Regions from separate parts of the Mus musculus genome. Here regions 2 and 3 are each linked to region 1. A link is a loop called in an ENCODE intact Hi-C map of the cell type or tissue named here. Cell type or tissue: left cerebral cortex. All regions are shown on one strand. Region 1 overlaps Col23a1 (collagen, type XXIII, alpha 1). Region 2 overlaps Col23a1 (collagen, type XXIII, alpha 1). Region 3 overlaps Col23a1 (collagen, type XXIII, alpha 1).

The links. A loop is a pair of places that touch in the nucleus more often than their neighbours do. Peaks named below come from ENCODE experiments on the same cell type or tissue, not always from the same donor. Only the 100,000 strongest peaks of a DNase experiment are listed, where the experiment ranks them.
Region 2: a loop joins it to region 1, with 2.0 times the contacts of the local background. A loop is called at or near these places in 4 of 42 quality-filtered maps.
Region 3: it touches region 1 in a loop (2.2-fold over the local background); 2 of 42 quality-filtered maps call a loop at or near these places.

Annotation. Positions count from the first base shown.
Region 1 is chr11:51,387,888-51,395,887 of GRCm38, forward strand. All of the region lies in intron 2 of Col23a1 (collagen, type XXIII, alpha 1), which reads left to right. Among named protein-coding and RNA genes, the nearest start is that of Col23a1, 100 kb to the left of the region's middle. In left cerebral cortex, no CTCF peak of the experiment used is centred here; a DNase peak (open chromatin) is centred at 3,821.
Region 2 is chr11:51,339,195-51,347,194 of GRCm38, forward strand. The region is part of intron 2 of Col23a1 (collagen, type XXIII, alpha 1); the gene reads left to right. Among named protein-coding and RNA genes, the nearest start is that of Col23a1, 53 kb to the left of the region's middle. In left cerebral cortex, no CTCF peak of the experiment used is centred here; DNase peaks (open chromatin) are centred at 3,462, 3,812 and 4,192; H3K27ac peaks cover 760 bases.
Region 3 is chr11:51,323,310-51,331,309 of GRCm38, forward strand. All of the region lies in intron 2 of Col23a1 (collagen, type XXIII, alpha 1), which reads left to right. Among named protein-coding and RNA genes, the nearest start is that of Col23a1, 37 kb to the left of the region's middle. In left cerebral cortex, a CTCF peak has its summit at 3,797 (motif pointing right); a DNase peak (open chromatin) is centred at 5,396.

The sequences.
Region 1 (8,000 bases):
GAAGACAAATGTCACATGACTTCACTTATAGGCAGCAAACAGGGAAGACCGAAAAGAGGGTATGAGCGGTTGGAGGCTGGGGGAGAGAGGGTGGGAGATCTGTGTTTGATGGGGACAGTGTAGCCTGTGGGAGGATGAGATGGTTCTGAGGATGGTGGTGGTGGTGGTAGCTCAATTATGCAAATGTTGAGATGCTCACTTAAACATGGTAAAGATGGGGACAGGCAGGATGTCTCAATGGTAAAGGCTTGCCATACAAGCCCAAAGACCTGAGTTCAGTTCTTCTGACCCTCTAAAGGTGGGCAGGGAAAACCAATCCTCTGAGTTGTCCTCTACACGTGCTGTGCACACAAGTGTACACACACATACACACACACACATGCTAATAGTACTTAATTGATTTAAAATGTTTTAATGAGTGAAGATGGTTAAAGGATATATTGATCTAGAACTATAATCCTAGCTCTAGGAGATAAGGCAAGAGAATGGCAAGAAGCCAGATTGGGCTACATAGTACATTTAAAACTAGTGCAGAGAATGAAACACTGCCAAGAAGAAGAAGAGGAAGAGAAGGAGGAGGAGGTAGAGGATGAAGAGGAGGAGGAGGAAGGAAGGAAAGAAGAAAGAAAGGAAGGAAGGGGAAGGAAAGAAGGAAGGAAGGAAGGAAGGAAGGAAGGAAGGAAGGAAGGGAGGGAGGGAGGGAGGGAGGGAGGGAGGGAGGGAGGGAGGGAGGGAGGGAGGGAGGGAGGGGGAGAGAGAAAGAAAGAAAGAAAGAAAGAAAGAAAGAAAGAAAGAAAGAAAGAAAGAAAGAAAGAAAGAGAGAGAGTGAAAGAAACGGAAGGAAGGAAGGAAGGAAGGAAGGAAGGAAGGAAGGAAGGAAGGAGATCCTATACTTAATTAAGTCACTAAAGTTTTAAAAGTGGCAGAGCTGGGGCCCTGGCTGCCAGTTGGCACCTACAGACTGGCATGGTGACCAAGAGTTCTCCTTCTTAGCACATGCCCTAGCCACACTAGTGGTCAGGAGGCTGCAGCAGAAGCCCTCACTTGGGGTCTCAGCCGCCCCCCCCCCCCAGGCCAGTGTGGAAGAGGGCGGAGCCTCCAGGAATTTATGCTCCACAACAGACCTAGCGGACCAAAGAGCCGGTACCTGCACAGTGTCTGTGCTTCGGAGGAAAGGCCAGATGTTTGAGCTCTTGTATGTTTATAAACGAAACGTCTGCTACATCCAGACCCCTGTGTTTACACTATGGCTGGGAGGGGGGCTAGCCAATGGGGGCTAGCACACATTAGAAGGCATCCCTGGGGATGTGGCTCCTTGGCACTCAATCACTTGCCTCTTGGCTCTGTGACCTTCTGTGAGACAATGCACTTCTACCTCAGTTCCCTCACTATAAAACAAATGCAGTTACACTAGCCACCGCCAAGAGTCATAGGTCAATGGATGTTTATAAAGCATGCTCAGAATCGGGCCTGGTATTCAGTCGATGCTCAATTCATGCATTATTCTTATTCCTGCTTTGTCCCCTTCTAGATCCCAGCAAACGCCCCCTCCACGCTCAGCCCCCATTCCACCAAGGGAACCTCGTAGCAGCCACTGGAGCAAAAGAAAGCTTCTTTGCATATCTCTGGTGTTAAGTAGAACATGGGCACTTACGATACAGGGATGTCCTTGGATGATCTTGTAATAACAAAAAGTAACCCTTATGTTACTTTGGTGGTCCTTGGCCTGTAGTAAAAACCTCCTCCTAACGCCAAGACTTTTGGCTTCTGAAATAACCTCCAGACCAAAATGGAGAAGCCTGTCGGTGCTACAGAAGTTCAGTTACACTTAATACATGTATGTATATTTCCTTTTATTTAGCTGTGCAATGAGGCATGAAACTGCACCTAACCATCCACTTACTTGGCCCTTTGAACATCAGCCTGCACGGCACTGGGACGAGGTGCGCGGTGCCAGCCTGCAGCTGTTTCTGCTTTGGTTATTATTGCAAATACCCAGGGAAGGCTGCCTTTCGGTTTCTCTCCTCCCGGCTCTGCGGGCCGTCTGTGCTCACTAATTTTCACACCAATTTCCACTCTGGCTCTGGTTCTGAGGGAGCCACAGGCCCTTTTGCAGAGGGAAACCTCTGGGCGATCTGACTTGGGCGGTGCTCTGTCTGTACAGCCCTCTCACTGTTTGAAGGGGTCTGGTTCATGATTTGTACTGAAATTTGTTAAATCCTGGAAGGTTTTGATTTGGTTCCCCCCTTCTGTGTGTGCTGTGTCTTGTTTTTGTTGTTTCGGTAATGCAGAGTCCAAATTGAGTTAAAGAAGTTTTTCCGACTCCACGTTTGGCTGTGTTTCACGTTTTCATCAGCTGTTACGGATCGGGAATATTAAATAGCACAACAATAGTAATTTGGGGATTTCAGAGCTCAATGGGGGTGATTTATAGAAACCTGAAGCTCTTACCATAATATTTTGTTAAATCTGTTTCCTCTTATTTTGCCTGATTTAATACAGACTCTTCCTTTCGGTTCTCCGTCCCTTTGAATGGCTGAAAGAAGTTAAATGCATGCAGGTCTATCCCGCCTCCAATATGGAGATAAAAGGGGCCAATATGAAAGTTTCTTATAAGTTATAGCAATGGCAGGAACATGCCGGGTTTTCATAGCTGACCAGAGTCACTGCCTCAGCTGGTTTTGTTTAAAAAGCTGGGTTGGAGATTGAGTCTGATTGCTGGAGGGAAAGAAAAAAAGAAAAGCAAAGGGGGGGACAAAAGCCTGCCTTCACTCTCAGAGAATCCATGTCATGTGTAAAATGGTGGTCGTAAAAGGAGGGAAGTGACTTGGAAATGTCTGCCATGCCTGGCACCCAGGGAATGTGCGAGTTGATTCTTGCCTGCATTCCCTCCAGGAGTTTACAAGTTCCCACTGTGTGCTGGGAGCCAATCTAGTCTCTAACTTGCTCACTCATTCAAACCAGCCCTGGGTCCCATCCTTAGTACTCCATACAAGGGGTGTCATGGGAGCCTGGATTCCAACAGTGAGGAGGATCAGGAGTCTGAGAGAGACAGAGAGACAGAGAGAGAGAGAGAGAGAGAGAGAGAGAGAGACAGAGACAGAGACAGAGACAGAGACAGAGACAGAGACACACACGGAAGCTTCAGGCAGGTCCTTTAGGAACCAACCCTCATCCCTCCCCTCCCATTTACCCTCTCCTCTCCTCTCCCCTTCCTCTTACCGCTCCCCTTCTCTGATACTTACCATCTGTTCACTCTTGAGCTTGCTTAGAACTCCCTGTATCTTCTCAAACTTGCACCCCTATTATTTTGGATGTAAGGGAAAAAAAGAAATCCCAGCCACATCCTGGGTGCCGAGGGACCCCTGCCACCTATCGCCACTCCAGCTTCCTGAGAGGTTAATTCAGTTATGGTTCTTGGGTTATAGGGTAGAGGGAAACTGAGGCTCAGACAGGCCAGGCAAAACCCAAGGTTGCAGAAGAGACGGCACCTCTATATGCAGCATACTGTTGCCAGAGACCTGTGTTGCCTACCCTGGCACCTCCAAAGTCAAGAAATCCATCAAAATGCCCTCAAAGCATCCCATGCTGCTCGGGCTGTTATGGCTGATTTGATGGCTTTAGAGAGCAGAGCCCTCCACCAGGACACTGACTAACATCCTTGTGTGGAAGTGTCTCAAGTTGCAGACTGAGCCCAGGAAAAGCAGCTAGCATCTTGAAGTCTATTACTCAGCCTTTGCTTCTGCTGATGGAGGCAGACAAAACAGGTTGAGCAGATGGCCCAGGCCTTAGGCATCAGGTCCAGGGAAGTAAGCCACTCAACACAAGGCAAATGAGAATGCAGCTCTGGGTCTCAGCCAGTTCCCATCTCTGCACAGTCTCTCGAGGCCCGAGTCCTACTGCCAAAACTGTGAAGTGGCTTGTTTTGTTCAACAACGTGTGTTGGAGAGCCGCTTTCTTAAAGGTGCAACTGGCAGGTTCCCATGGGAATTTTTCTTATTTATTTCCTTAACTCAGGGGGAAAAAAAAAAAACAGCCATGATTGTGTCATGAATTAAAATACCCCATGTGTAGACTGTGGTGAGATGGGGAGAGTGAGATGGGGGTGGACAGAGAAGATTTTGTGAGACCCTCCCCTACCGAGTCCACCCAGCAGGGACACTGACAGAAACCTCAGAGCAGCAGGCATGTTCTTTCTTTCCATGCTCACAGGGCCTGGTGGCTATGACTGTTTAGCAAGCATGGAGAGCAATGTAAAAGCCCTGGTGCAGGGTCATAGTGAGAAGAGGAGAGGACATGGGCTCCAGGGACGTCTGTTTTCACTGGAAACAAAAGGCACTAGATAGGAAGGGGTAGGTATTTGTTAGCACAGATGCTAAACTGTTGTGGAAGCTTCTGGTTGGCTGTGATTTGCCTCTGAAATGCCCCCATTGGCTCATACGTTTGGAACTTTTGGGCCAAACCTGGTGCTGCTGTTTTAGAAGGTTCTGGACCTTTAGTAAGTAAAGATTCTCTAGAGAAAGCCAATCACTGCAGGGTGGGCCTTGAGATCTAAAAGCTTGGCCAGATTTCGTGTCTGCTTTCTGCTTCCCAGCTGTGGATACAATGTGACCAGCCCTTCACTCTGCTGGCATGGCACTTTCCCTGAGGTGATGAACTGTATCCCTTCAAACCCTGAGCCAGAAGTAAAACCCTTTTTCCTTTAAGTGGCTCCCTGCCAAGTGTTTAGTCACATTAAGAAAAGTAACTAATGTTTGGTTCTCAGCAGAGTGATTTTTTAAAGATAATTTATCTTAATTTTTGTTCTGATGCTGGGGACTCAAACCAGTACCTCCTATACAACGTTACCACTCTACTAACTGAACTATCTATAAGCCCAGCAGTGTGAACCTTACATTTGTTTTGTTCTTTTGAAGAATACTGGCCATATCCCAGGGACATTTTTTTTTTCCTTTCCCACAGCCTCTTTTGGTTTTCTTTTTTTTTTTTTTCTTTTTTTCTATTTTAAGAAAAAAATACCTTTTTAAAACAACAACAACAATAACTATGTGTCTCTGGGTAGGTATGTACATGTGACTGCAGTGCCCATAGAGGCCAGAGAGGGGTATTGTGTCTCCTGGATCTGCAGTTATGAGCCTCAATCAATTGTGAGCCACCTGATGTGAGAGCTAGGAGCTGAACTCAGGTCATCTGCAAGAGCAGCAAGCACCCTTAACTACAGAGTGGTCTTTGAGCCACCCACAAGCCTCTTCTGATAGCCCAAAGTATGCATCCTAGCATAGATTGCTGGGCTATTAGGATTATCCTTTCCATGTGACAGAGAACTCAGTACGGTTTGGTGTGCCCTGGCACAGACTCTGTGTCCACCATGACTGTGGTCACAGGTCCACCCCTCAGACTGTCCAATATCTGGATGTCCTCACTGGGCCAGCTGAGTCCAACCTTTCCTGATTGAGTGGGTCCTACACTCACTCATCTGTGCACTCACTGGTGTGTGTGTGTGTGTGTGTGTGTGTGTGTGTGTTTCCTGACTGGTTATTGTCCCCTTAGGGTAAAGAATTACAGGCTGCTCTTTGCTTGGCCTGAGAAAGGTGCTTCTGTTTGGGGTCTACTGTGTGCTGTTTATACGACTGAATCTGGAGATTCTCGGCACAGCTCCACTCTCTGGGTTCACAGCCATCCTGGAGACTATTGGAAGAGAGCAGGCCAAAGCAGAAATAAACACACCGTGAATATAACCGCTGAGCTTGTCCTGGTAAATCCGAGTTAAATGCTTCTAAAAATATATTTCTGGAAAGGTAAAGTAAGGCCCACTCACAGCCCAAGACAGAAGCTATAAAGGAGAGAAAAACCACAGTTACAGCCCCATAAAGAGATCACAGTTGCCATTAAAGTGACGTTGAAGCCGCTTCTGGCCTCACAGTGGTTTATATACATGGGCAAGGCTCAGATAACACTGTCGGTATTGGATTTTGTTTTTGTTTCGACTCTTGCCATTTTGTAAATATTTCTCCGTGTCATTAAAGAAGGTAGAGGGAATCTTATTTAAAATTTATTTCAGCCTTTTTTTTCTTGTGGAAAAATATCTAAACATTTTAAAAACAAATTAAAACGTAGAACGAAGACCAGGAACCTCATTCACATACCAACCACCTAGGAGGTGGGTATTAGCAAACTGTGAACAAACATATTTTACATCCTTAAAACGTGAAATTAAATAAAAATGAAAACATATTGTTGACTACTTATTTACTGCCTTTTTTGGAAACAAATTACAGATATATTGCTGGGGGTGGGATATTTCAGTGTAAATAGTTAAAGATAAAAGGTATATTTTTTTCAATCATTAAAATACCATTTATTAAATCTAAAAAGTTGACAAGTAGTTAATAACCAGTAACAGTGAAGTTGATTACAAGTTTACCTAATTAATAGTGATTCTCCTCCTCCCCTTCTTCCTCCTCTTCTTCCTCTTCCTCTCTGTCTTTCTTTCCTCCTTTCTTTCTTTCTCTTCAGACAGGGTCTTATGTAGCCCAGGCTGACCTCAAGTTCACCATGTAGCCAAGAATGATCTTGATGCTCTCATCCTTCTGCATCTTGCCTGCTGGGGATGGCAGGTGTGAGCTACCACATGTGGTTTATGCCGTGATGGGGATTGAACCCACGGCCTTATGTGCATTAGCCACAAGCCATGCTCTTGGTCCCCCCTATAATTTATTTATTGAAGAAACCTGGTCATTTGCCCTTTAGTTTCCCACCATCTGGATCTTGATGGCTGCATTCCTGTGGTGTTATTTAATACACTCCTCTGGCCCCGTCGGTCCCGTAATTGGTGGGTGAATGTAAACGCCTGGTGACATTCAGGTTTGGTTTGGGGAAGTGGGGGGTAAGAATACTGTTGCAGGGTGGGGCATCAGCCACAGAATAAATGTGTTTCTTTCTGTGGTAGCAGCGTGATCGTGATGGCTTTACGTGTGACTCTAATGGGGATCTGTAAAATGAGGAGGCTGTCATGTCTGCTTTTTCTTGCTGGAGTAGCACAGAGGAGGTTCCCATCAGCAGCCGTCTGCACACCTGGGAAGAGTTTTTAGGCTCTTCCTCTTTATCTACCAGTTTTCAAAATAATGGGTTTCTTCTCAGGCGCCCCTCAAAGGCAACCACTGAGCGCTGTCTTTAGTGCCATTATGATCTCACGGGAGTAAACCTATCTGGTATATTTCAACTCACTGCAGTTATTCTTAGCGATGCTTAGTCAGGTCTTAGCTAAGCCAGTGGGAGCTTTGTGGTGGCTTGAGTCATGTTTACACAGGACTTCAGTCGTGTTTGATAGTTTCTTTGCTTTCAATCATTGTTGCTATAACATATCACCTGAGACTAGGTAATTTACAAAGAATAGAGGTTTGTTTATTGTGCTGTTTAGGAAGCTGTGAAGTTCTGGGGCGTATGATGCCAATTTCTGCCTGAAGCTGATTTAAAAAGATAAAATAAAAGGCCTTGCTGCATCCTAAAGAGTAGGGACATCACATAGAAGAACAAAATAAGCATCCACCAAAGAGTTGTCGTAAATCTTCAACCTTAATAAACCCTTGCAAAGAACACACAACTCACTACAATATTTATAAGCTGTATGCCTAGATTGGGCAGATCTACCACTACACTACTCTATTCCCCAGCTAGGAGATCCCTGGCTACTTGCGGCTTCTTCAGGACACATGACTCTGCTCCATTTTCCTTCCATCTCCTCTTCCTCTATCTTCCTCTGTCTCCTCCATCTCCTCATCTCCTCTCCTCCTCCTTCCTCTCTTCCCTCTCTCTAAAACCTCCAGTCCCATTTTTCCCTTCCACTGCCCAATCACAGGCTCTAGCCTTTATTTGACCAGCTAAAATGGGGAGAAGGTTCACTCCTTGTCAGGGGTAGCCCCTTTTGAGGAAGCAGAATTAGTATCAAAATGCAAACAGCACCAGAGCAATCCACAACACCTAAGTCACTCTTTTCTTCC
Region 2 (8,000 bases), 49 kb before region 1:
TCCCAAGTGCTGGGATCAAAGGTGTGTACTGGGGTCTTTAGGCTTCATATGTTACTGGCATGGATTTGCTAGCATTCTGCAGAGGGAGTACATATTTGTGGAGAGATGGTATGATATCCTTCCTTCTGCTGTTGGGTTTAATGTCGGTCTATGCTGCTCTCATAAAGCAAGTTGGTAGTCGGTGGTCTTGTTTCTGTTTTCTGAAAGAATTTGTGTTATGAATGGCTTTTTTGTTTGTTTGTTTGTTTGTTTGTTTGTTTTAAGCTGTCCAGAAGAAATCACTAGGTATAAAACCCAGATCTAGGACTTCCTCTACCAAGGGTTCTGGTTTCATGTCCCATTCTGGGCCAACTCTCTTCTTCTGAGCATGTCCCTACCTGGAGATTGAATGAGCTGAGTCTCTTGCCTCTAGGCTCAGCCACTCTTTTCCAGTTATCCACTGCTTTGTTACAAACAGTCCTAAAGCTTAAAGTGTGCATTTTGCATGGGCCTCTGGCTCTCCTCCCTTATAGCTGTGAGCTAGAAAGAGCTGGGCTAGGGTCCTCTGAAGGCTTGTCACTCATCTCTGTGCCCATGCATTGATGACCCTCACCCAGAAGGAGCCCCAGCCAGTAGATGTGCACCTGGTCTCTCTTGGCTCTTAGCTTCCTCCTATGGTCAATGGGCCATTAAGGTGAGGGTCCTTTAAGAAAGCCACCATGTACGGCTGTTTGAACTGGAAAAACACACAACTTCATTTCTGCCATAGTCTTCATACAATCAAGTCACTGAGGCCGGCTCATCCTCAGAGGGACAGAGATTAGACAGGACCATTTGATGGGTGCTAGAGAATGTGTGTGCACCCTTGGAACTGCCACGCATCTCTAGGGTTCAGCGTGGAGGTCTTGCTCTTCATATTTATCCTCTCTATACTAGGATGTGAGGTGGGGAGAAGCTGCTTGGGGCAGGGCTATAAGGAAGAGGTCTGAGCAGATGTGGGAGTTTTGTAAGCACAAGTCCCTGAGTTCAATCAAGTAAAAGAAGACTAAGCATGGTAGTGCACAGGTGTAACCCAGCACTTGGGAGCCAGAGACAAAATGACCTCTGGGGCACTGGCCAGCCTCTTTGACATGTTTGGTCAGTTCCAGGACAATGAGAGAGCTCATCTCAGAAGATGATGCCTAAGGAACAACACCTGAAGTTGCTCCCTGGCTAGTGTTCATGCACGCATACACACACATGCATATATGTGTATGTATGTACATATGCAAGTATACCTACACACACACCTGCATGCATATATGTACACACATGTATACACATACCATATGCATGGACACCTGTACATGCACATACCTACATACATATATGCACACATATATGTACACATACGCATGCATACCTGTTCACAGAGAGAGAGAGACTGCTTATAGCATTTGAGGATATGTAGTATACGCTCTTACTGCAGCATGTGTATAGCTTGAGTGTGTCCTCCTGGGGTCTATATTGTAGAAGCTTGGTCTTCAGTGTGGCAGTGTTATGAGGGGGAACTTTAAGTGGCTTGACATTGGAGTCATGGGGGACATTCTCAGAAGGAATTGGTGCTGTTCTCGTGATATTTTTGGGTTTTGAGAGACGGCTATTATAACAGATCAGGCCTGACCCAAATGGCTCCCTTCTCTGTCATGTGATCTCTCTGTGTCCCACATGCTCCAGTCATGATGGAATGTAGTCAGGGACCCTTTCCAGAACTGGCACCATGCTTGGACTTTTAGCCTTCCAAACTGTGATCTAAATCAATCTCCTTTCTTCATGAGCTGTTCCCAGCCTTAGATATTTTGTTATAGTAATGGAAAGCCGGCTAAGACAGCTCATTAGAAAAAAAAATTTGAGATGGGGGTCTTACCATGTAGCCTAGGCTATCTTGGAACTTGATACCATCCTATCTCCACCTTCCAAAAACTGGGATTATGGTGTATGCCATCACACATTACCAGCAGCCATTGCTGGCCGTTACTTCTGTGCTTAGGGTGGCCCTCTGGGTAAGGAACAATGAATCAGACCTGGAAACTTGTAGTGGCAACTGTCAGCACATGCATGAGTCAGCTGATTTCAGTTTGTCCCCAGAGTCCACTCTGGGCTTGGCAAAGAGCAGCCATTTATGTCTGTTAACCCATAACCCAAACCTAACTGAAAACGGCTTTACTAAACACAGGGGTAAGGGGATGGTGTTTGCTTGCTTGTTGGCTTTGGTTTAGCTAGAAAACCTGGGGTGGATCTCTGACTTCAGGTGTGACTGGTTCCCAGGCTTCAGTGGTAACACCTTTCCCCCAGCCCTCTGTTTTAAGCGGTTACATGGGCGGCTCTGGACCATACCTTGTATACTTAGGCCTTGTGTAGCTCTTTCCCCATTCGGCTTGGCTTTACTCTGGCTTATTTTGAGCAGATGGACATTAGCAAGTATGGCCTAGTCTTTTTGTGTTCTGGGAAGATGGACCTGCTTGGAACCTTGCTGCCTGGCTCCAAAGATTCTGGGAGGCCACTTGGGGAGAGGGAGGATAAGACCACCTTAGACAAGCTTATAACTCGTAGGCACAGGGAGCGCCTTCAGCTGTAACCATGCAGAGAGCTGCCAGACCTAGCCTGTCCATGCACCCTGCTGTCCCTGATCATAACTATATGTTCAAGACTAGTGAGTTAAGATTGTGTTGTTATGTGACAGTTAATACATAAAATACCCTCTGTATGTAGTGTCATGACTGGTGGCAACTCCAGGGTCACAAGTCCTAGAGAGCATCAGCTCCTGTTAGTTTCAGGAAGTGGAGGCACTGGCTGTCCTAGTGGGTGACTGTGTGTCCCCCAAACCTGCACTGCAGTTTAATCCCCATGGTAACAGTGTGAAGGTGCAGCAGCCTAGTCTGACTGTGGTGCTAGGGGATAGCTTTGGGAGGTGACTAGGATTAGACTCAGGTTAGAGTCCTCGTGGTTGGGTCCCAGTGGCTTTCCAAGAAAAGGGACAATGACCAGGCAGAGATGCAGACGTGCTGGTGTTCTCCTCTCGCCATGTGCAGCTCTTGAGAATGCTCCCAGCAAGAAAGCCATCACTAGCCACAGCCCTTGACCTTGGGCCTCCAGAACCAGGAGCCAAACAGACCTTTGTCTTTAGTACTTACCCAAACTACAATATTGTATTGTGTGTGTGTGTGTGTGTGTGTGTGTGTGTATACAAGCACACATATTCTCTATAGCATGCATGAAGGTCAGAGGACAACTTGCAGGAGTTGGTTCTCTCCTTTCTGTTGTTTCTACCCTGCTGTGTAGTCCATACCACTGACCTCAGAATATTCCCTTGTCTCTCCTCCCATCCCTCTGTAGGAGTTTTAGGTGCACGCCACCATGCATGGTTTTTAAATATAGATTCAGGAGTCTGGACTCAGGCCATCGGGCTTGCACAGAAAGTGCTACTACCGGCTGATCCATCTCACTACCCTCCATGTTGTGTCAGTAGTGGTGGGAAGCAGGCTGATTAACAAATCACTCCCCAAGAGCATGTTGACATGGGATGAATGAACACTCATGATGGGCTAAGTGCAGGAAACAACCTCAAAGGGCAAATAGTTAAAGCCAGAGCTTGGCACACTAAGGGACAAGGGTTTCAAGATGGCAGTCGACTAGAAGGGTGGAGATGTCGATTGAAGATGGCCCGGAAACAGGAATTAGCACCCTTGGGCTGGTGAAGTGAGGAAAGGCTGCTGGAAGGGAGCAGGCATCCCATTCAGAGACAGATGGATGTCTTGGCCCAACGCCGGTTTGCCCAGACTCCAAGTATGTTCTAGCTCTTTCTCCTCGGATTTAAAATTCAGTTCTATTTTAAAGGAAAGTGTCCAGGTGTTTCTGACTCATGGATATGTAAGTCTCTGTTGAGTGTGAGTTCCATGTGTGAGGTGTGTGTGTGTGTGTGTGTGTGTGTGTGAAGGATTGTCTGAGGAATATATTTGAGGCCATTTTTGTCTGTGGCTGAGTCCTATGAGACTTCAGCCAGGTTTCTCACCTGTAGCCTTCTCAGCCAAGCAGAGAATCTGAGTAGCAGTTTGTGACCAGAAGCCAATGGGTCCCAGGGTGGACCACAGAGAGATGTCCCAACTGGCTACTGTGGCTGTCCCTACTTGAGCACACACAGCTGTTCCCCGCTCTTTGGAAAGACTATGTAGCCTTGAGCCTGTTGATGACAAAGTTGGAGGGACAGTTTGTTCGGGATGATTTGACACATCAGGCATCCGGGCCAGCCACCTCTCAGAAATAGAATTAGAGTAGGAAATGTATTCCTGGCAGCGGAAGGTGCCCCCAGCAGCCTGCTGGAGCTTTCAGGGGCCCAGAGAGGGAGACAAGGCTGCCAGTACTACAGACAAAGACCAGACCAGACCAGTCTCCTCCTCATGGGAGCAAGGAGGCTGGGGCCATGACCCTGTGAAAACATCTGGACAGCTGTGGAAGGCTCTCACTCCACCAAGGATGCCCCTCCCACTTCCTACCCAGCTCAGCAGGAAAAGCTCTGTAAGTGAGGTCTTCTTCAGGTGTGAATTTGCTTCACACTAGCCCATGGCTGGCTGCCCATCCATCGCTCTGGGGAATCTCCTTTCTCTGGCCTTTTCTTGTGACGTCACCCCCTTTCCCTCTTGACTTTGGATCTCCTGCTGCACCATATGCTCTACCAGAAGAGTCCAGCATTTTGACATTGCAACATGAAGTTGTCATCTGCAAAGTTCACACTTAAGACCTGCGCAAGCAAGTTACAGGAAAAAAATCCCCCCTCAAAAAAGAAAATTTCATAATATTTTAAGTAAGTTGATGATTTTGTGTTGGGCCACATTCCTAGCTCTCCAGGGCTGCATGTGACCCATGGGCCACAAGATGGGCATGTCTGCCAGGAATGAGTCACCTTGTACTCATTGCCCCCTCCCCACTGTGGCTCTGACTGCCTCAGTCCGGCCTACCATTGCACCCTAAAAAGCCACAACGAAATGGCCCATCTTTGTAGAAGGCAGAGACTTGACAACATGAGAGTGGAGAATGTTGTCACATGACACTATGAAATAGGCAGGGGCCTAGAAGGCAGTAGAACAGAGGCATTCCTTAAACCTGATACTGTTAAGACAGCCTCTGCCCAGTCGGTAGCTCTCTCTGTTGTAGTCCTGAGTTTGAAGCCACAATCTAGGGGTTCAAATCTTTCATGGGATGCTGGGTCCTCTCTGTGTGTGTCCCCCAAGCACAGAAATGGAAATGCCCCATCACAGACTCCTAGCCTCCTCACCCCTCATTTCCATACCTGTATCTGGACTCCTTTATTGCAAATGTCAGAAGCCTAGCTTATAGTGGTCTCAATATCAGAAGTCTATTGAACTCAGGTTTGCTGGTTACAGGCACAGTGACACCTTCTGTGCTGTGTGTGTAAAAGTGAGTTTGTGTATGTGTCTCTGTGTGTGTCTCTCTGTGTGTGTCTATGTGTGTGTGTCTATGTGTGTGTGTGTGTGTATGTGTGTGTATGTGTGTGTCTGTGTGTCTATGTGTGTGTCTGTGTGTCTAAGTGTGTGTGTCTATATGTGTGTGTGTGTGTGTGTGTCTGTGTCTGTGTGTGTGTGAGTGTGTGCATGCTCTTGTTCTCAGAGCAAGACCATCAGAATCTGTCCACAGCAAGTAGCTTCCTTCACAAACATGAACATTTCTGTGCCTGCATCTGGGTGTGTTTGTGCCTTGACACCTGTGTGGAGGTCAGAGGACAGCTTTGGGTACCAGTCCTTGCCTTCCACTTTGAGACAGAATGCATATACCTGGCTAGCTCACCCTTAAGAGTCTAAGGATTCTCCTGGGTCCACCTCCCATCTCATACCTAGAGCGCTGGGATTACAGACATGTGCTTCCATGTTTGGCTTCACATGGGTTCTGGGGATTCGAACTCAGACCCTCCTACTTGAACAGCAAGCACTCCGCCCCCCCCCCACACCGCCTGCCTTACAGCAAGCACTCCCCACACATATACACACCCTGCCTCTCCCAAGGCAGTAAGACAGCCTCTGATCTGTCTCTTGGCTCTGGTGGCCCCCTTCTCAGACAGGCACTTTCCTACAAGAGCAAAGCCAGCTTCTGCCAGCTGAGGCACGTGTCTTACCAGATGAAGGTCCTATGAGAACTCTCGGTCTGCTCTAGTGGCCATCTGCTCACCCTGAACCTGTTCACCCCCTGACATGGAGACTAAGTGGATACGAGGCTTTGCTTGGCCAAGCTTCAGGTCAAGCATCAGCATCAGCTCTACCCAAATCAGAAACAGGGTGGCTTCCCAGAGGAACTTAGGGTAATGCTGGCAAAAAAAGAGTAGGGAAGGGGCTAGGGATGTGGTCCAGTTGGCGGTGTGCTTGCCTAGCATGCAAGCAGCCTGGGTTTAATTCACAGTGCGGTATAAACTGGGCATGTGGTGCATGTATAATCCAAGCACTTGGGAGGATCGGCAGTTCAAGGTCATCGTTAGTCACTTTGTGAGTTGGACACCAGCCTAGGATACATGAGATCATATCTCAGAAAATAATCTAAGGCGCCTCTGGATATAATTGTCCTCTAGAAATAAGAGAGGAGGTTGGTTCTCTAGCCCCTGACACAGGCCATGCCTGCTGACGCTCATCCCATGAGCATTTGGATTTCCAAAGTCCTTGTTGGCTGTCACACAAGGCAGGAGAGTCTCCCATAAATAGCTATTGCCTCAGGTGACAGCTAGGCTCAGAGCCCACGGGGCAGGCGCTCGCTCGCCTGTCCCTCCACACAGCAGTGTTCCATCGTGTTCCATGCCAATGGAGGTTCCCAGAGCAAGACCATCAGAATCCGGCCACACCAATCAGCTTCCTTCCAATGGCTTGCTTTCAAGGTCTCCGTGAGCATTTGCCTGGGGGTTGTCAGTTCCTATTTAACACCCGCCGTCTGTCCGTCTGCTTGGTAATGGAAATAATCACATGCACTGATAATGCATGGCAACAAATGAAAGAGAATAGTCCTCTCCCCCAGTTAGTGTTTCCATGGATACAGAGGATGAAGAGTTCCATCCGTGGCTTAAACAGGAACAGTTTCAGGGCTTCATGGTCTGGGCTGATTCCCAACCAAACATCCTCAACCGAGACCTTGTAGAGCTCCCAGAACTTGCCTGCATCTCTTCTGGTGTTGGCTTGCCATCGCTGTTAGGGTTTTTCAGTTTCAGACCATGGACACGTGGTTCGGTTGCTTTGGGGCTTGTGGCAGCACCTTCTGGTGGAACACATAATGCTCTCTTCTTGGCCAGGACATGATGACGAAGAGGAAGGGACCAGGGACTCAGAGTCCCATTCAAGGACTTACGACTCAGTGCTTTTTCCACTACATGGGCTACAGGATCAAATCCAGGTAATCAGGCTTGGGCACACCCACAGAGCCATCTTGCTGGCCTTGATTTTTATATTTGTTGGGGGGGGGGGGTTGTTTGTTTATTTTGAGTTAATTAATTAATTTTAAAGCAGGATCTTACTCTGTAGCCCTGAGTGTCCTGGAACTCACTATGTAGACAAACCTGGCCTTGAACTGTTTTTTGTTTGAGACAAATCCAGTTCTTTGTTCAGAGCAGAGGTTGGGACATAGGATCCATATGTCTCTCATTACTGAAGCTATCTAGATTAACTGTACCATGGCTCATGACCTCTGTGTCCATGGGTTCACCATGAACATTTTGATTATAGACCAAGTACAAGGACCACTTACTAGGAAATCCAAATCCATGATCCTTCAAAATCCAAGATGCTACAGTGGGGGCAATGTTCATGGGGTGGGGCACAGCTAACACCAGTGCAAGGTCACCCTCAGGCCGTGTACGTAAGGTGCAAGCAAGGCATTGCTGGCTTCAGTCCCACCCCCAAGGTATCTCATTTTGTGTAGGCACATGTGTATCGCAGAATCTTTTTTAAAATTATCCTTTAAAAGTATCCTTTTAAAAAGTTACTCTGGTCCCA
Region 3 (8,000 bases), 65 kb before region 1:
CCTGAGCTTAGGGACTGTCCCCATCACTCACCTTCTGTCTCTGTCCTTCTCAGGCTGCCTTTCCTCGGGGTGCTTGCTCTGTAGGAAGGTGACTGCCAATAGCTGTGGCTAAGCCAATCCTGATTAGCACCACCCCAGATAAGCACTGTCCTTCCTCACCAGCCCCTATGACTGGAGACCGGGAGGTATTGAGGGCTAAACTGTGAGAACTCTTCAATTCATACCTGAAATCTTAACCCTTCCCTGTGCCTCAGCATGAGATGATCTTCAGAGAGTGGTACTTAAGGTGAAAGGAGGCCAGGAAGAGATTTGGAGAACATATGCATGTACACACACACACACTCATTTGCACTCATGCACATACATGCACATGCATGCACACGCACATGCATATAGGTACACACATATATATGCATGCACACGCATGCATACACGAATATGCACACACAGACACTGTGTATACACACACACACACGCAGATAGGTGCGTGCATATACATACTCAGGGACACATGTGCACATCTATACACAGGTATATACACATGAACACAGGTGCACACATGCATATACATACACATACACACACATGCAGCTATGAGGGAGAGTTGACTACTAGAAACATGGTTTGGGGGACAGTAGCTACCCCAGGAAGATCAGAGTTCTGTTCCCAGAACAAGAGAAAATTCACACATCTAGGTAAACAGTAGATGACCCGTTAGGCTTGTACCAGGGACAGATGGCTAGATGGTTCTTATTGTGACAGTAGACAGATTCTGGGTTTGGCCAAAGACCGGCTCTACTTCAGGCACCCAAGGACTTTGTTTGCCCTCTTTAAATTTGCTATGTAGTAGATGCTGGCCTTCTTGCCTCTGCTTCTGAGTTCTAGTACTATAGGTGTGCAGTGCCCAGGACTTGCTTCAGTCTTTCATTTGTAAACAGGGTACTTACTTCGTGGGATTATGTCAAGATCGAATGTATGAGTGAACACCTAGCAAAGGTTCCCCTCCACATCTCAAGAGGAAGCTCTTGATTGTCATGAGCTCAGATCCATGTGGTCACCCAGGTATGGAGAGGGGAGAGAAGGTGCAGACATTGCCTGGGAATGCTCTGGAAGGAGAGAACAAAGGGCTGGTGAGTTACACCAGCATGCTCTCCTGGGCTGGTCAGTTATACCTTCGTGCTTTCCTGGGATATGGGTGAGAAAATACCGGTGACCGAGGAGTAAGAGAAACAGACAGGAAATCACAAGGCTGGAAACCATTCAATCAGATGCTACCAGAATCCGGAAACCCTGAGCACAGCCTGTCACTTCTGTCCCTTCAGGCTTGTTTCTAATTAGACTCCACCTGCCTTGAGCAGTCTCAGGAACTTTCTGGAAAAGTGGTAATCTTCGCCATTGTCTTTTTGTGCCCTTCTGCATTGCTGTGTGGTATTGCAGGGATGCTGCGTGTGGCCTCCAGATGGTGTGTGCTGGACTTACCTCATGGGGGATTGGCGGGGCGGGATGGTAAGCCATTTCCAGAAAGGAACAAATGTGTACGTGAGAGGTAGAAATTCCCCACTCGTGTGGAAGTCCTTTCTTTAAACACCAAGCATGGTGTGGACATGACATGAGCTGATGAGAGTGGCTGTAATTTGTGGAGAGTGTTACTAAGCAGAACGCTCTGAGCGGTAAAGCCACTGGTGGTCGGGTTTTCGCTCCATTGGTGTAGAGTAAGAATGAGCTTAGGGAAGAGAGCTTGCGCTCTTCAAACAAGAAATTATGTTCATTTGACACATTTTTGAAATTGTATATGTATGATATATATACATATATATATACATATACACACATATATATACACACACACACACACACACATATATATATATATGCATATATATATATATATATATATATATATATATATATATATATTCCCCCAGGAGTGGTAAATCCCAGCTGACTTGATATTGTGGAAAGGTTGAGTGTCTGTAAAGGTGTTATCTAAACTAACCACAGCAGACAGAGCTGAAGGCAATCTTCGGGTCTGATCTATCTTCCTCCCTCCTTCCTCCCCTCTCTCCCTCTCTCTCCCCCCCATCTTTCCTTCCTCCCTCCTCTTATCTCCCCCTCCCCCATCTCCCCCTCCCTCTTCCCCCTCTTTCTTCCTTCCTTTCTTCCTTCCTTTCTCTCTCTCTCTCTCTCTCTCTCTCTCTCTCTCTCTCTCTCTCTCTCTCTCTCTGTCTCTTTCTTTCTTTCTTTCCTTCCTTCTTTTCAGTGCTAGAAGTTAAACCTGGGGCCTCACACGTGCTAGGAGAGCATCCCATAGCCGGGTTTTACAGCTGCTGAACTCTTTTCAAGACAGGGCCTCCTGGTTTAATCCTGGCTCAACCTGACTTTGCAGGCCTCTTGCCTCAGCTTCTCCAGTGCTGGGGTTATGGGGTGAGCAACCGTGCCCGGCAGTCATTTTTAATTTTTTTTCTGAGCTGGGGATTGAACCCAGGGCCTTGTGAGTGCTGAGTAGGCAATCTGACTCTGAGCTTCCCCCAGCCCTTTAAATTAGCTCCCCCTCCCTCCTCTCTGCAGTGATGCTGAGGATAGAACCTAGGACCTTGTATATGCTAGACAAGCACTTCAACCCTGAGCTGGGCTCTTATCCCTCATGTGTGTGCGCATGGGCGTGTGCCAGAACTCTCTGGAGAACGATGTCATCGCATTTCCCACACTCTTCTGTGCACAGATGTCAGTCCGTTTGGTTATTTGTTCATTTACTCACATGTCCAGTCCTAGTTAGGGTGACATATAAGACCGTTAGGGTCCGCTGCAAACCCATCCTTAGAAGAAGATGCTTCAAGTTGTAGAATCAATCAATTAAAAAAAAACGGAGTAAACTTGTGTAGTACAAAGAAAAGTCCTACAAAAGTTAAAAGGAGACATTGCTGAGGCTAGAGGATCTATACAGACAGGTTGGTTTGCAGAGAGCAGAATCCTTCACTGGGGAGGTAGGAGCTGGGTAGAGTTTTGAAGACTGGTTGGCATGTTAACCAGCTTGCATAGGGTCACAGGGCCTTGAGGCCTGACATCCTGAGCAAGATAAAAGGGAAGCATGAAGTTTAAACTCTTGTTGAAAGGCAGCTGTGGGGATTAAGATGAGCTGAGGGCTAGCAAGGAGTGGGGCTGTGTGCTGTGGGATGCACCATGGAGTGTCTGAGTAGAGTTTATTTCAAGAGGGGGACCCTAGAAGTGGCAGGAGGGCAGACTGGAATTGCAGATCTGGATGCATCACAGAGGCCCCTAAGAGGGTGCTCAGGGGAGGCACTGTCTCTGTTTGATCATGGTCACATCCTCTGAACCTAGAGTGGTGCCTGATTTGTGGAGAAGCACTGAGAAACATGTGGCAATGGCCTTTCCTGGGAAGAGGTCCTGAGGAGGTGAAGGAGGGCCCTGGGTACTGATGGGGAGAAGAGCTGCAGAGACACCAGGACCCGTGGTAAAGAGTCACAAACATGGTACCGGTAGGGGAGCAGACGGAGATCACAGGAGCTGCAAGGCCTGGGGCAGGGAGGGGGTGGGGGTGGAAGTTGCCCTAACCTGAAACAGGACTGGATTCAGGAGATGTGGTGAGCATAGTTTGGGGCTGTGGTTTTACAAACCAATTGGTAGATTCACTGACGAGTGGAAAATGCTAATTAGAAGTCTTCTCTCCCGATGTCATCTAGCCACTCCGAGTCTATTAATTATCGAATGTGCCCAGCACCATAAAGATCTTGAAATGCAACTAGAGTCTGACCTTTGGGATTTGGAGCTTTTCTCGTGACCACCAGAGGGAGCCCATTTATTTCATTAAATTCTGTAGAATTCTAACAGAATTAAAAAACAAAAACAAAACAAACAAACAAACAAAAACCAAACCCTTGGGTCAATGAGTCAAGAGGCTTGCAAACTCAAGGCCAGCTTGGGCTACCGAGAGAGTGCAAAGGTAGCCAGGGCAGCTTTATGAGATCTTTAAACAACAGAACAAATTTAAAAGAGCTGGGGATACAGCCCTGTTGTAAAGTGCTTGTCAGCATGTTGGGGGCCTAGGAATGTCCAGCACTATAGGCACACACACACACACACACACACACACACACACACACACACACACATCACAGAATAAGGAAAACTAGACACATAAGAGGAGAATGGAGAAAAATATGATATGCGCCCCCCTAGAAGAAAATCTAAGGGTGCCATTTTCCTATGATGCATCTATTTACAGAGTACTCAACACTACCTTGAAAGCATGGTTAACAGTAAGATGAACAGAAGAAATGCCAGAAATGGCAAACATGGAGAAGTCTGGGCTATCAAGGACTTAGTTAGCAACCTAGGCCATCTAGCACGCCCCTTGTTGTCACGGGGATGTCTAGGGACTGCGACTTGCTGTGCTTACTAAATATCAAGAGAGGGACATATTGCACAAAACTAAAGTGAAATTTGGAGAGGGGGGTGAGACAGAATCTTACTCTGTAGCCTTCGCTAGCCTGGAATTCTCTCTATAGATCAGGTTGGCTTCAAATTCAGATGTTTCTCTGCCTCTGCCTCTGCCTCTGCCTCTGCCTCTGCCTCTGCCTCTGCCTCTGCCTCTGCCTCTGCCTCTGCCTCTGCCTCTGCCTCTGCCTCTGCCTCTGCCTCTGCCTCTGCCTCTGCCTCTGCCTCTGCCTCTGCCTCTGCCTCTGCCTCTGCCTCTGCCTCTGCCTCTGCCTCTGCCTCTGCCTCTGCCTCTGCCTCTGCCTCCTGAGGGCTGGGCATACCACCAAGCCCAGCTTAATTAAAAGGTTGATGGACTTTTTAACACACACGGCTTTGGAATCATTCTAAAGCTGAATGCTGAGTTACAGTTAAGTTGAGGACTACAGCCATGAAGAGGGGAAGAGATTTACCTTAAAGTCTCCATATGGCCAGGAGGTCAATCAGGGAGACCTATGTGTGGGCCATGTGTCTGAATCATGGGGGAAAGCAGGGTCTTCAGTTCCCACTCGGGCTGGAGAGCACAAAAATTCACATTCTGGTTTGAGACCAAAGACATATATACAGAACCTATATTACAGAACCAAACGCTGGTGATATTCATAAAGTATGGAGGTATTCTTCCCGAACGTTCTCTCTTGCTTGGCCCTTTGGTTCTATTTACAGTTTGACAGAAGATCCACCCGCGTGTAGAGAGCAATCTGGGTTCCTGAAGTCAACCAATTGAAACCTTACTCTCACCCAAAGGTGACTTCCCAGGCCCCTGCAGAGTAATGCTTGCCTGCATGTGTGGCTATTGCGGCCCAGTGAGTTCACACTTGACTCAGCATCTCGCTTCCCACTCCTTACCTCATGGCTCCTGTTCCACCCTGCTGGAACTCTCACTTTCTCTCACCCATAAGTTCCTTTTTCCTGCCCTCCAGGCATCCACTGAGCCCTTCCTGGCTATGCCATCCTTACCTCTGGCAGCCACCCAAGGCCTTCCCCTGGCTGTGCGGGAGGAAGTCTCGGGTTTAATAGGGTTCGGTGACTTCCCTCTTTACTGTCGAGTACAAACAAGGTCCTTATCTCCAGACTTCTCAATCTATTTCCTGACCTGTCCTGGAGCCCATCCCTCAGATCATAACTTCTTCCCGTGTCCTTCTGCATTACTCAGGTTCTCCATCATCATCCATGAGCCTGGAACCTTCTTGGCATTCCTTTGTGTTCTTTGTGACATGACTCACAATATCGGAGATGAAAGAATGACTGGAAGATGGTTAGAAAAATCGGGAATGTATACACAGAGCAGAATTCTATTCAGTCATTAAAAAGGACAGGATCCTGTGATTTGTGGCAACATGGATACACCCAGCCAGCCAAGAAACATAGTCTGGCTACAGAAGGACAAGTTCCTTGTGGTCTCAACTCATATGGTATCTTAAAAGGCTAATCTTACAAAAGTAGAGAGGGAGAGAGAGGAGAGATTGGCCCCAGATACCAAGTTGCATTTGGGCAGGAGGGATCAGGTCTGGCCATGCTTTGCACGGTAGGATGATTGCCATTGGCAGGAACTTAGTCCCTCTTTCAAAACAGAGGATTTTGAACAATGAAAGAAGTGACACTGAATGTGCCAAGTATTCTAGGTTGCTCTTGGTTACTCAGTGTGTGCATGCATCCAAATATCATGAATGTCTATGCACCCACTAAAAGTGAACTCTGTGGACTAGAGGGAGGGGTCATCAGTTAAGAGCACATCCTCTTGCAGAGGTTTGGGTCCCAGAGCCCACATCAGGCCTGTGCATTCGTTCAGTACCTGTTCCTAGCTGCCTGAATGCAGCAGAGATTGGCACTCCATTGGCCCAGGCACTTCTGCATATAACTCTAGCTCCAGGAAATACCATGCCCTCCTCTAGCCTCCACAGCACGTGAATACATACCCACATACTCACACATATATTTTAAATCTTAAAAAAACATTTTAAAGTCTCTCCCCTCTCCTTACCGAGGAATCTGGATCCATTCCCTAAACACAGCTTGATCCCATTCCCTGAGATGTTTCTTCTTTTTTTCAGAAGAATCAGTTGCTCCTGATTCCTTGACCACCCCCACCCCAACACTTTGGGTACCCCTTACCCACAGCACCTGTGAGCCGACAATGGAGTGGGAGTGCCATTTCTATTGTCTGTGGCTACTTCTGCTCTGTGATCACTCAAAGGCAGGGTCAGGCCTGGAGGAAGGGCAGCTCAGCTCTCACTACTGTACACATGGGCTTCAGTTGATTTTATAAATGTGTTTATGTGATTTGTGAAGTGACAGAGACATGTCTCATAGGGATTGTTGCAAAGAAGAGGCAGTAAAAAGTCTATAAATAAGCTGCTGTGGCCGATACTGTTCTAGGCTTTCCACGCCATCCAGCAGTGTGGAACATGCCATCAGTGGGCACTCTGTCCACACCCATGGCCAGTCAACCCTCCTCTGGTGTCTAATCTTCATCCTGACTCTTTATCATGCTTTCAGCACATAGTAATTTTTGTTCTTGCTCATCTGAGATGTCACTCAGGCCAAGCTTGGCTCTACTGACTTCTGAGTTTGCCCCAGGGGCCAATGATTGGAAAATCACTTGCTCTTTTTTTTTTTTTTTTTTTTTTTTGGTGGCGCTGGCCAGGGTCCCTAAGCAATGAATCACATCCGGTTGGACTCCTTGCCACTCTCTGATGCGGAAATGTAATCCCTGTGGGGAAACGTTTAGATCTCCTTCCCCAAAATGCCTACTGTGCCCTTCATCACTCACGTGGTCTGTGCATTCATTCTGTCCCCGTTCCTAGCTGCCTGAGTGGAGCAGAGACTGGAGCTCCGTTGGCCCCGGCACTCCTGCATGGATGCATCCTACTATATTGCAGATTAGAATGTGCCTATCATAGCCACATACTAAGTGTTGGCCATCAGCCTGTGGTGCCATGGGTGGTAAAACCTTTAGGAGGTGAACTTTTAGGAGGTGAAACCTTTAGAAAGGAAGTGAGATCATCATGGGGTGGAGGGGGCGTTCTTGTTGCCCTTTGCTCCCCACCCACCATGAGATGAACAGCCTCCTGTCATAATGTTTTGCCTCACTTTGCTGACTGTGAGCTCAGATAATTATTTCTTACTTTAAGTCAATTCTCACTGATATTTTATCACAGAGACAAAAAACTAATACCCTCACAACTAAGGCCACCTCTGCACACAAGTACCTCCCTGTCTTTTCTGTCTAAGCCCCCAAGCGTCTCCCATTTTTCTCCATGTCTCGCAGAGGCAGAGGCAGAATGCCCCACATGAGCCACTTAATCCCTCACTGTTGGCTCAGGGCCCTCAGTCTGTCTTCCATCCTTAGATGATGGAGCAGTCATCATGGGCTGAGCTATGTTCCCTTCTACTGTTGACATTTGGTCTTTTGCTATGTATTGTAATGTTAAATACTAGCCCCCAAGTCCTAGTCACTCCCAGGCATGAGAGAATCTTCACATAATACCAAGTGACACAAGGTA